Linked DNA regions of Homo sapiens: all the other regions are linked to region 4. Evidence: chromatin contacts called from ENCODE Hi-C or POLR2A ChIA-PET data. All regions are on one chromosome and are shown on one strand. The core of a region is the stretch at or near the end of the contact, and the rest is flanking DNA. Distances in the headings are between cores, read along the strand shown. Region 1 overlaps HPD (4-hydroxyphenylpyruvate dioxygenase). Region 2 overlaps LOC105370032 (a long non-coding RNA gene). Region 3 holds the start of CFAP251 (cilia and flagella associated protein 251). Region 4 holds the start of KDM2B-DT (KDM2B divergent transcript).

Evidence for each region. Hi-C counts contacts between places; a loop is a spot of excess contacts on that map. ChIA-PET counts read pairs that join two places held with the same protein, here RNA polymerase II (POLR2A). Pooled maps may share reads with other maps.
Region 1: a pooled map shows a loop between it and region 4 (6-fold over the local background). The contact joins the enhancer-like site here to the promoter of KDM2B-DT in region 4. A Hi-C loop is called at or near these places in 7 of 50 pooled maps. POLR2A ChIA-PET finds 5 or more read pairs at or near these places in 4 of 52 experiments (AG04450, B cell, PC-3 and 1 more).
Region 2: POLR2A ChIA-PET joins it to region 4 with 10 read pairs in T-cell. The contact joins the enhancer-like site here to the promoter of KDM2B-DT in region 4. POLR2A ChIA-PET finds 5 or more read pairs at or near these places in 3 of 52 experiments (CD8-positive, alpha-beta memory T cell, T-cell and activated T-cell).
Region 3: POLR2A ChIA-PET joins it to region 4 with 12 read pairs in activated CD4-positive, alpha-beta T cell. The contact joins the promoter of CFAP251 here to the promoter of KDM2B-DT in region 4. A Hi-C loop is called at or near these places in 5 of 50 pooled maps. POLR2A ChIA-PET finds 5 or more read pairs at or near these places in 5 of 52 experiments (CD4-positive, alpha-beta memory T cell, HCT116, Panc1 and 2 more).

Annotation. Positions count from the first base shown.
Region 1 is chr12:121,838,224-121,840,923 of GRCh38, reverse strand. HPD (4-hydroxyphenylpyruvate dioxygenase) reads left to right here. Exons shown (of 14, transcript NM_002150.3): 13 at 876-992; 14 at 1,086-1,397. The coding sequence ends at 1,196. Among named protein-coding and RNA genes, the nearest start is that of TIALD, 17 kb to the left of the region's middle. RefSeq lists enhancers at 65-734, 1,406-2,076 and a silencer at 1,244-1,443. Within about 2 kb of position 1,268, at least 16 of the 41 ENCODE cell types and tissues checked have a DNase peak (open chromatin) inside an H3K27ac peak, as active enhancers do.
Region 2 is chr12:121,195,695-121,198,394 of GRCh38, reverse strand. All of the region lies in intron 2 of LOC105370032 (a long non-coding RNA gene), which reads left to right. Among named protein-coding and RNA genes, the nearest start is that of P2RX4, 13 kb to the left of the region's middle. Within about 2 kb of position 1,339, at least 2 of the 41 ENCODE cell types and tissues checked have a DNase peak (open chromatin) inside an H3K27ac peak, as active enhancers do.
Region 3 is chr12:121,917,295-121,919,994 of GRCh38, reverse strand. It overlaps CFAP251 (cilia and flagella associated protein 251), which reads right to left and starts at 1,403. Exons shown (of 22, transcript NM_144668.6): 1 at 1,300-1,403. It overlaps PSMD9 (proteasome 26S subunit, non-ATPase 9), which reads right to left. Exons shown (of 6, transcript NM_002813.7): 6 at 1,698-2,700. RefSeq lists a silencer at 1,125-1,274.
Region 4 is chr12:121,579,073-121,581,772 of GRCh38, reverse strand. KDM2B-DT (KDM2B divergent transcript) reads right to left here and starts at 1,262. Exons shown (of 4, transcript NR_183427.1): 1 at 510-1,262. KDM2B (lysine demethylase 2B) reads left to right here and starts at 750. Exons shown (of 23, transcript NM_032590.5): 1 at 750-987. The coding sequence starts at 862. RefSeq lists silencers at 1,030-1,079, 1,160-1,469, 2,629-2,700 and an enhancer at 525-1,460.

The DNA of each region.
Region 1 (2,700 bases), core at 19-2,518, 260 kb before region 4:
CCTTGCCCAGCCTAATTTTTGTATTTTTTTTTGTAGTGACTGGGTTTCCCCATGTTGGCCAGGCTGGTCTCGAACTGAGCTCAGGTGATCCACCTGCCTCGGCCTCCCAAAGTGAGCCACCATGCCTGGCCACCCCCTTTTTTTTTTTTAATCCGTATTTTAAGGAAGCAACACTATATGTTTAACTTTTTGAGAAGCTGCCAGACTGTTTTCCAAAGTGGTTGCACCATTTTACAGTCCCACCAGCAGTACATGAGGGTTCCGATTTCCACTGGAGGATTTTAAACAGGGGAATGACATGATCCGACTTTTAAAAGATCCCGCAGCAGGTCATGGTGGCTCACGCCTGTAATCCCAACACTTTGGGAGGTCGAGGTGGGTGGATCACCTGAGGTCAGGAGTTCGAGACCAGCCTGACCAATATCGTGAAACCCCGTCTTACTAAAAATACAAAAATTAGCCGGGCATGGTAGCCTGCGCCTGTAGTCCCAGCTACTCGGGAGGCTGAGACAGGAGAATCGCTTGAACCCGGAAGGCGGAGGTTTCAGTGAGCCAAGATTGCGCCACCGCACTCCAGCCTGGGTAACAGCGCAAGGCTCCGTCTCAAAAAAGAAAAAGAAAGTGTCCTGATAATGTCTGCGGGGAGGATGGATTGTAAGGATACAAGATTAGAAGCGGGCAGCAGTCTTGAATGGTGCCTTAGGAACTGTAGTAGGGGGATAGTAATAGGACAGTTTGGGGATATATTTGGAGGTGGCTGAACTGCCAGAAAAAGAGGTCATTTCCAGACTTTTGGGGTGCAGGAGCCCCTGTGGACTTTCCAAGGATCTCACCGTGCCAGCCTCCCCTAGCAGAGCCCCCTGTCTCCCGCCTAGGAGCTGAAAATCCTGGTGGACTACGACGAGAAAGGCTACCTCCTGCAGATCTTCACCAAACCGGTGCAGGACCGGCCCACGCTCTTCCTGGAAGTCATCCAGCGCCACAACCACCAGGTACTGCTTGTCCCCGGCAGGCCCGAGGGGACAGGCAGCTAGCACACTCGGTTTTCTGGGTCCTTGGCTCATCTCCTCTCTTTCCCGCCACAGGGTTTTGGAGCCGGCAACTTCAACTCACTGTTCAAGGCTTTCGAGGAGGAGCAGAACCTGCGGGGTAACCTCACCAACATGGAGACCAATGGGGTGGTGCCCGGCATGTAAGCCCCGCCCACCCCACGGAGGCCACAGCCACACAGCCACGCCCCCTGATTCTGGAACTCGCCCAACTTCCCTACTGGCTGCTCCCCTTGGGTCCCGCCCACCAGCGGACTCGGCCCCCAAGGCTCCGCCCACACTGACCACGCCCCTCGGCGGGGCCGCCCTCTGCTCCAGCCCTCCCGATTAAAGCGTGCCCCGGTCCAATACTGTGTCTGTGTTTGTGTTGCGCATAAGGCAGTAGTGCCTTATGGCAGCCAGGGGGAGGCCAGGGCGGCCGCCAGCGCCGCGGGACCGAGGAGCTGCGGGTGCCAGCGCTTTGCCAGCGGGACCACGCGGAGAGGGGAATTCTGGAACCAGGGAAGGAAGGGGACTTGCTCTGGAGGGAAAGACGGATGACACTGCTTTTGTAGAGAGATAAACGCGATTCAGACAATAAAGCAAGCGATGAGCCGGGCGTGGTGGCTCACACCTGTAATTTCAGCGCTTTGGGAGGCAGAGGTGGGAGGATCGCTTGAGGCCAGGAGTTCGAGCCCAGCCCGGTAACATAGCAAGACCCCGACCCCCCTGCGTCTACACAAATAACAAATAAAAATTAGCCTGGCGTAGTGGCGCACACCTGTGGTCCCAGCTACTCAGGAGGCTGAGGTGGGAGGATCGATTGATGGACAGAGGTCTAAGCTGCAGCGAGCCCTGATCCTGACACTGCACTCCAGCCTGGGCAAGAGTGAGACCCTGTCTCAAAAAAAAAAAAGGCAGTTGATGAGAATATGTGGAAGCGAAGATCGCAGGGGAGCTAATTTTGATAACGGAAGACCTCTCCGAGAAGGTGACATTTGGGAGCCAGCCATGGGACCATGCTCGGGAAAAGGATTCCAGGAAGAGCGAACGGAGAAAGGCCCTGAGGTGGGGTCAGAGTTTGGCAGCATCTTGTCTGCCGGCTTGATGATCTCTTTTTGTTGTTGTTGAGACGGAGTTTCGCTCTGTCCCCCAGGCTGGAGTGCAGTGGTGCGATCTCGGCTCACTGCAAGCTCCGCCTCCCGGGTTCACGCCATTCTCCTGCCTCAGCCTCCCGAGTAGCTGGGACTACAGGCGCCCGCCACCACGCCCGGCTAATTTTTTGTATTTTTAGCAGAGACGGAGTTTCACCTTGTTAGCCAGGATGGTCTCGGCCTCCCAAAGTGCTGGGATTACAGGCGTGAGCCACCGCGCCCGGCCGATGATCTCTAAAGATGAGCTGTCTTCAGTTTTGCTACCCAGAGCCCAAACCTCTGAACACAGGAGAGGGGAGAGTGTTAGACAAGGGACTCTAGGGGCAGCATCCCTGCTCATCAACTGTAGGATATGGTCCCTTGGTTCCTGGTCTCAGAGATAAAGCAGGTAGGAGGGGCCTGGTATCCCAGTCCCTGCCCTCAGCAGGGCAGTGCCCATGACCACCCACGCAGCTGCACTGCCCCAGCCTTGCCCGCAGTGAGGACTTCTTTTGGAAAGGGGCTTGTTCATACTCATA
Region 2 (2,700 bases), core at 90-2,589, 380 kb after region 4:
TGAACCCGGGAGACAGAGGTTTCAGTGAGCCGAGATCGCGCTACTGCACTTGCTGTGGGTGACAGAGTGAGACTGTGTCTCAAAAACAAAACAAAACAAAAACCGTGGGGAATTTTTTTTTAAAGTGTGAAAAAAAATAGAAAACTACATTTCTTGTGATCTTGTATCAGACACCTTCAAGCTTACCTGAAAGTTTGAATCAAAACAAAATAACAAAGTGTGCCTTTTATATAACTTGTCTCGTTGTGAAGACCCATCTGCTTTTTTCTCTGGTGAAGACAGGTTTTCTGAAACACACAGTGTTGAGTCTTTCCCATCCCTCAACAATTACTGGATTATTAGCTAAATAAGCATTCTCCAGCAGATCTAAATCTGACACAACAAGAATGCACGTTTCTTTGGCTCTGAACAGCATTTTATCTTTTGAAAACCACCTTCACGTGAGTGATACTCAGAATCCCATTTTACAGTTGAGTAAAAGCTCAAACTCATTTGTTTCTGATAAAACATTCTGGAGGTCTCCTTGCAAATTTTTCTGGTTCATTATGCCTCCCTTTATCCTCCATAAGATAATAGTTCATAGCCTATAGTCCCAGCTACTCAGGAGGCTTGAGCCCAGGAGTTCAAAGCCAGTCTGGGCAACATGGTGAGACTATGTCTCTAAAAAATAATTTAAAAAAAGATAGCCAGGCAGGGTGGCTCATGCCTGTAATCCCAGAACTTTGGGAGGCTGAGGTGGGCAGATCACGAGGTCAGGAGTTCGAGACCAGCCTGACCAACATGGTGAAACCCTGTCTCTACTAAAAATACAAAAATTAGCTGGGAATGGTGGTGGGTGCCTGTAATCCCAGCTACTCAGGAGGCTGAGGCAGGATAATTGCTTGAACCCGGGAGGCGGAGGTTGCAGTGAGCCGAGATTGTGCTGCTGCACTGCAGCCTGGGCAACAGAGCGAGACTCCATCTAAAAAAATAAAATAAAATAAAGAGATAATAATTGGTCGCTAAGAGGGAAGGAAGGAAAGCAGGACTCCTCAGACTCCAAAACTATCAACGTGTTATAACATTTTGCATTTTCAGTTGTTTTAGAGGTGGATAAGAATAACCTTTAAGTCCACATAAGAATCACAAAATGTTCTGTTGAGATTTCCCCAATTATTTATTTATTTATTTATTTTTGAGATGGATTTTCGCTCTTGTTGTCTAAGGCGTTAGGTGTGTGAGCTACACACCGAATCATGAGATACATGGCATGCAGTGATGTCAGCACAGCCAACAGGAAGTGTTTGTGGAGAGTAGCGCCCTATCCCTTTCTTCACTTGCTTCCCTTTTTCTCGTTTTTCTATCTCATGAGTTCCATTCTCTGGGCAATAGGAAATTGAGAGGGAAGTGGGGTGACTCAGTACAGTTAGTTTCTTTTGGCTTTCTTTGAAGCCGCCCTGCTTCTTGCAATAGCCCCTTCTTTTCTAACAGATCTGGGTCAAGTTTAACTAGCACAGGTTTAGCTACTGTCTCCAGAGTGAAGCTTGGGATGGACAAGGGGAGGGGGAATGGGCATCAAAGTAGGAAATTGAGTGGGAAGTGGGGGACAAAGTACAGTCAATTTCTTTGGGTCAGTGGAGGATAAAAGTTGCTTCTTTCCTGCCCTAAGAAATATCCAGAATGCTTATCTCTTGCCTTTAGTCATTTTACCCTAACCCAATTAGGGTTAGCATTAGGGCTAAGGTTAGGGTTAGCCTTAGGGTCAGCCTTAGCCTTCCATTTGGACAAAATCTGCCATTTGGCCGGGCGCAGTGGCTCATGCCGGTAGTCCCAGCACTTTGGGAGGTGAGGAGGGCAGATTTCTTGAGGCCAGGAGTTCGAGAACAGACTGGCCAACATGGCGAAACCCCATCTCTACGAAAATACAAAAATTATCTGCGTGTGGTGGTGCACACCTGTAATCCCAGTTACTTGGGAGGCTGAGGCAGGAGAATCACTTGAACCTGGTAGGCGGAGTTTGCAGTGAGCCAAGATCACGCCACTGTACTCCAGTCTGCACGACAGAGTGAGACTACAGCTCAAATAATAATAATAATGATAATAATAATAATAATAATAATAATAATAAAAATAGTGTGAACCCGGGAGGTGGAGCTTGCAGTCAGCCAAGATCGTGCCACTGCACTCCAGCCTGGGCAACAGAGTGAGACTCCGTCTCAAAAATAAATAAATAAATAAAATAAAAATAAAAATAAAAATAAAAATAATATAAATATGAAAATAAAGTTCTGCTTTAGCTGTGTGCCACCGATTTTGACATATATTACATTCATTATCCAGTTCTATTGAGTCATTTAGCAATATTTCTTACAATATTTCAATCAGCTTCCAAATATTTTAAAAATCTACCTCTTAAAAATTAATTTCTGGCTGGCGTGGTGGCTCACGCTTATAATCCCAACACTTTGGGAAGCTGAGGCAGGCAGATCACCTAAGGTCAAGAGTTCGAGTCCAGCCTGGCCAACATGGCGAAACCCTGTCTCTACTAAAAATACAAAAATTAGCCGGGCATGGTGGCAGGCGTCTGTAATCCCAGCTACTCGGGAGGCTGAGGTAGGGAGAATTGCTTGAACCCAGGAGGTGGAGGTTTCAGCGAGCCGAGATTGCACCACTGCACTCCAGCCCTGGCGACAGAGCGAGACTCTGTCTCAAATGAAAAAA
Region 3 (2,700 bases), core at 154-2,653, 340 kb before region 4:
GGCCAGTCTGGTCTTAAACTCCTGACCTCAAGTGATCCGCCCGCCTTGGCTTCCCAAAGTGCTGGGATTACAGGCGTGAGCCATCACGCGCAGCTGGGAAATCTTAAAGTATATGTATTTGTGGCCCAGATCTTAAAAATACTGATCCAGGGCCTGTCAACTTTCTGGGAATAAACACCTTGTAGCCTTTTTACTCATTTAAAATATATTTATATTCCCACAGGCAGCAAAATGCATAACCCACATATTAGCAACAATTCTAGAAACAGGAATACGAGAAGAAGCAGGGTAGCCTAGTGGTTAAAAGCAAGGGCCTTGCTGTCAGCTTGTCCTAGCATTGAATCCCATTTCCACCACGTACTTGCTCTGTGACCTTGGGCAAGTCACTTTACCCCTCAGAGTCTGCATTTTCTCATGGGCAAAATGAAAAGAATAATCCTAAATTCTAGGGTTGTTGTAGAGAAGTGATAACATATATAAAATGCTCATCACAATTCTGGCACATACAGCTTGAAAAAATGGTAGCAGTTGTTATTATTTGAGAGAAAAGCAACCCTAATGTGCAAAGAAATGAACAGTTTGAAAGCCTTCTGGCATATTCTCCATTTATTCCTTACAACAAACAAGAGTTTGAACTAGGAAAACAATAAGGATGGATACTTTATCCCTAAAGAGTTGGACCCCGAACAAAAAAAATCCCTACATTTTCAGTGACATTAGAATAAGAGAACTCAACACTTTGAAAATAAAGTCCCAGAGAGTACAGAGTAGAAAAGGTATTTCTATTTCTTAATTTCTTTCTCAGCACTAAATGTATCAGCTCCTCAAATTCATCTCTGGTAAAAAAAAAATAATAATAATAATAATAAATAAATAATGAATGGATAAATGAGTTTGAGGCTCTGAGAGGTGAAGTGACTTATTCAAGATGACACCGCTAGTAAGAACGAGATTTCTCTGGCACTTAGTTTCTCCAGCTGAAAAATCACTGCTCTGAATCAAGTCTAGGGCTCTCACCACCGAGCCTCTTTTGACTGAGCCCAACTTCGCCGGCGCGTCTGGACAGCCGGGTTCGAGCCGCAGGGGTTTGGGGCAGGGGTGCCAGGTGCGTGGCTCTGCGAGGGGATTAAAGCCCAGGTGCGGCCTCTGCCTCCAACTCAGGTCTCCCTGGGGCCGCCCCAGGCCCCACAAGGGCCAGGTCGGGTGAGCGCCCCCCAAGGGGCACCAGACCCCGCCAGGTCGGGGGCCCCCTCGCCAGGGCCGCGTGGCCTCCGCCCCGGACTTACAGAGAGCACCCACCCCGGTCTTCAAAAGGCCAGAGTCGTCCCGCCGCCTGGACCCCTCAGCCACCTCCCGGGCCTCCTTCCAGCGGCCGCCACCTTCTCCACCAGCTCCCTAGTTCTGGTTGCCACCCAAGCTCCGTCCCCATGGCAACCGCCACCGCCGGAAGCGACAGGCCCTAAAGCGACAGGGCAGGGCGGTGGTCACGTGCCAGGAAACGGTGACGAGCGTGCCCGACGTGCCTCCTGCCGGTCGCTGGCGGCATAGACTTTCCTCGCTTTTCTGTCCTTCCTCCGCTCGCACGATCCCACCTTTTCACATGGTCCCGTCCCCTAAGAAGCTGCAGCGGCCAATACTGCCAATTTTTACTTTCCGCAACCTTGGCAAGATGGGGTGGAGAAGTATGAACTCGGATACAATGCTCTTTTCCAAAAGCAAACTGAATTTCCAGGTCTCATGGATGCAGCACACAACCGTCCTGCCTGCCTCCTCACCGGGCACCGCGTGTTGCAGACAATTCCAGCTGGCTGGGGGCAGATATGACACAGGGTGCACCAGCTTGCGGTTCTCAGCACAAAGCGTTTCCGCAAAACCGGTCTGGCTATATCTATTAGGATCATTCCACGTCAAAGTGGCTCTCCACTAACATCTCATGGAAGACGGCAACAGGTGGCCACACGGGTTTCCACTGGGACCCCTGCAGGAAACCAGCCAGAGCCACTGAGGCAGAAGGCTCTCTGCTGCTGTCATTTTAGGAGAATGTGAATAATTCTCCCCGCCCACACTGCCATGCCCCAGTGATGGTAAATTGATTAATATGCATACATCTTAAAATAAAAAAGAAAGGATAAACTGGGCAAGCTGTGTTTATTATAGTCTGAGACTTTATAAAAGAGACTGGAAAATACGTGGAATTAGAACATGCAATTTAAACAGCAAACATTGGTAAACACAGCATGTCTGTGGCTACCAGAGGGGAATACGTATGGCTGTCAGGTCAAATAGAGTTTGAGGGAATTCGCCCAATAGGAAGGCTTTGGAATTGAGTGTGAGAACCTGTGGCTGGAAGCACACAGCAATACCAATCCCATCAAGGCAAGCTGGTATCTGTATCCAACCACAGCAAAACCAGTCCCAAGGAACACAGGGCTTGCCTGGCAGAACTGCCAAAACAGAAAGCGGTGTGCAAGAACTGGGGAAATGAACACTGATACCATGGAGAGGAAAAAATAATTCAAAGTATTGGCAGGAATCCCTGAGAACCATTTTACCATCTTAAAAGAGACAAAAAATAAAAGGGAGGAAGAATAAGCATTTTCAAGAGGTCTGATCTACTCGTTCCTATCCATACCTCAGCGGTTTACAAAATAGCGCTGATCTCAGGGCATAGCCAGGAGGTTCAATTATAAAAAGTCAAAC
Region 4 (2,700 bases), core at 13-2,512:
ACCATATGGGAGCACAGCAATCATTCAGATTCATAATTTCTCTGAGCTTCAGTTTCCCTATCTGCAAAATGACCTGCTCCAAGTATCCCACAGGGTTATGGCAGAAATAAAATGTCAGGCTCAAAGCCTGCTATCTACAATGTCCCTTTATCGTCTCCCTCTTGCCATGTCATTTTATCAGCATCTTTACCCGCAAGATCAGGCCTAGCAGGGCGCCACAGCTGGGGCTGGAGGAATGTTTAGGGCTAGCTTTTCTCAAGCCAAGTCGACCTGACTGTTGCTCATGATGGGAGGACAAGACAACCCAGGACCAGTGCTGGGGTAGTCAAAAACACTAGTAAGTGGACAGGGACCTAATGACACCCATGTATGTACGGAGGGTGCCGATACCTCCGCTAAGAAGCCCTGTAGGGGCTTCATCAAGGGCACTAGAGTTCCCCCCACCTATCCCAGAGCACCATGCACCTTTCCACCGACTTGTCTTCTATAAACTACCAACAAGGGCTTACCCTTCGCTCCTGTGCGGGCTGCGTTAGGAGGCGCCAGATCCAATTCTCTGCGTCTTTCGCTCCTGAGCATCTATCTGCTCCCCTTGCCGAGCGCAAGAACCTTTAAAAAATGTCCAACTTCTGTTTCAGGGCTGGTCGCCTAGTAAAGGAGTCCACAGAGGCGGGCAGAATGAATGAATGAAAGGCAACGTCTTCCGGTCAGCTGCGGACTGCAAAGGCTCTGGTCTGGCTGTATTTCCTGTACGTGTGTGTGTCCACATCTTTGAGTGCCGGGAGTTTAAAAGTTAGGCAGTCCTTATAGGTATGGAAGCCGAGCTAATTTCCTTCTGAGCCCCCCAAATGCCTCCTCCACATGGCGGGTCCGCAAATGGGGGGATCTGCAGAGGATCACCCCCCACGAAAAAGACATGCAGCAGAAAAGCAAAAAAAGAAAACAGTTATATATACAAAATGCTTTGAATTTGAGTCGGCCACACAGGTAATGTTGGGGGAGGGGTGGATGAAAGAAGAGGAAGAGGGGTAGCCCTGGGCAATGAGGGCAGGAACGGAGGTGGGGGGTCGTTTTTGGGGGTGCCAGGCCCCGGGGGCTTTCACGCCAGCATGCTCGGCTTGCATTTCCGCGCCTCCCGCTGAGGCCAGCCGTGCAAATCTGCACCTCCCTCCCCGCCCCCTCCTCCTTCCCTCCCTCCCTGCCCCGCCATCTCCGGGATGCGCCCGCCGCCTGCAACTCGGCCCTCCAAAAGTCAGCTCTGCACACAACTCCCGGGCGGCGGCGGCGCCTGCGTGCAGAGGCGCACTCGTGACCCAACAACAAAACAGCGATGCCACGGCGCTAACGGCGCCCGGTGCCTCCCGGGCTCCCTCCCCGCCCCATACCTCCTCGGGCCGCCGCCCCCACCCCCCCAAGCCCGGGCCGAGAGCCCCCCCAAATAGCCCGGCCGCGGGCTCCGAGCGCGATCGGCAACAATGTTTACGTTCCGGGGATTATGACGTCGACGCCTCCCCCCCCCCACAACTGCTGAAAATGGTTTCCTAGGACTTTGCAAACGGATCTGCCTAAGTGTTGGTGCAAAACTTTGTAGATCTCGGCTCTGGCTTGCTTTATTTATTTATTTTTTGGTTTGTTTTCTTTGGTCTTCCCTCCTTCCCCCCTCGGCCAAAATGCAGGGGGCAGGAGTGTTGACAATTAATTGGTGAACTCTCCTAAAAAAATGGAGGCAGAGAAAGACTCTGGAAGAAGATTGGTGTGTAGCTTTTTTTTTTTTTTTTTTTTTCCAAATCTGTATCTGGCATATGATAGATCTTTTTTTTTTTTTTTTTGGTTGTTTCTCGCTGCCTTTTCTTTCCTTTTCTGTATTTTGCAAGAGGACCGGGAAAAAAATATAATAAATTGCATGCAAAAGGAAGCAAGCTGCTTACTCCTCCAGCCCCTTGTGAGGCTTAGAGTCTCAGACACTTAAGTGGGGAGGTGGTATCGGGGAAAGGCGTGGAGGGGGGCTGAGCGGGCTCGGGGTTCGCCCGGAATCTGGGGGGCTGAGGGGCCGGGCGCTGGGCGGTGGAGGGAGGAGGCAGGGGGATGCGGGGAGTGGTGGGGGAGTCTCCTTAGGAAGTGAGTGTGCGCGCGCGCTTGTGGGGAGATGAGGCAGCTGCTGGTGCGTTTTGGGGTCTCCGATCCGAGCTTTGTGGCGGGCCGTCTGCCTCTCCCCCTTCCAAGCCCCGATTCTCCTCCCCCCACCTCCTCTTCTTGCACTGGCGGGCGGGCGGCGGGGGCGGCTGGGGTCTCAGCCCTTCCATTTCAGCTTTCCAGCTTCCCCGGTAGCTCGGGGGCGGCTCCAGCTTTAGAAATGCCGCCGGCCCCCGGTTCCGGCTTCCCGGCTCTGCCGCCGCGGCCGCTGGGGCTGCTGTTACCGCCGAGCCGGGCGCCGCAGCGGCTCCTCCTGGGGCCTACATTTGCCCCGCCAGCCCGTGTCCGGAGCCCCCTTCGCGGGTTACATAACCAGGCTCCCGGCCGAGTGGGCGAAGCCCAGCACATTTCGGGGGCGGGGGGCAGGGGAGGGTCCCCAGATGTCCCTTCAGTGCTTCCGAAGACACCGGAGGGGAGTACCCCGCGTAGAGCGCAGCTGGACCCTCGGGGTGCGGGCCCCTCTCCTTGTCCTGCTTTTCAGCATCTTTGGCAATTGCGCAAAGTTGC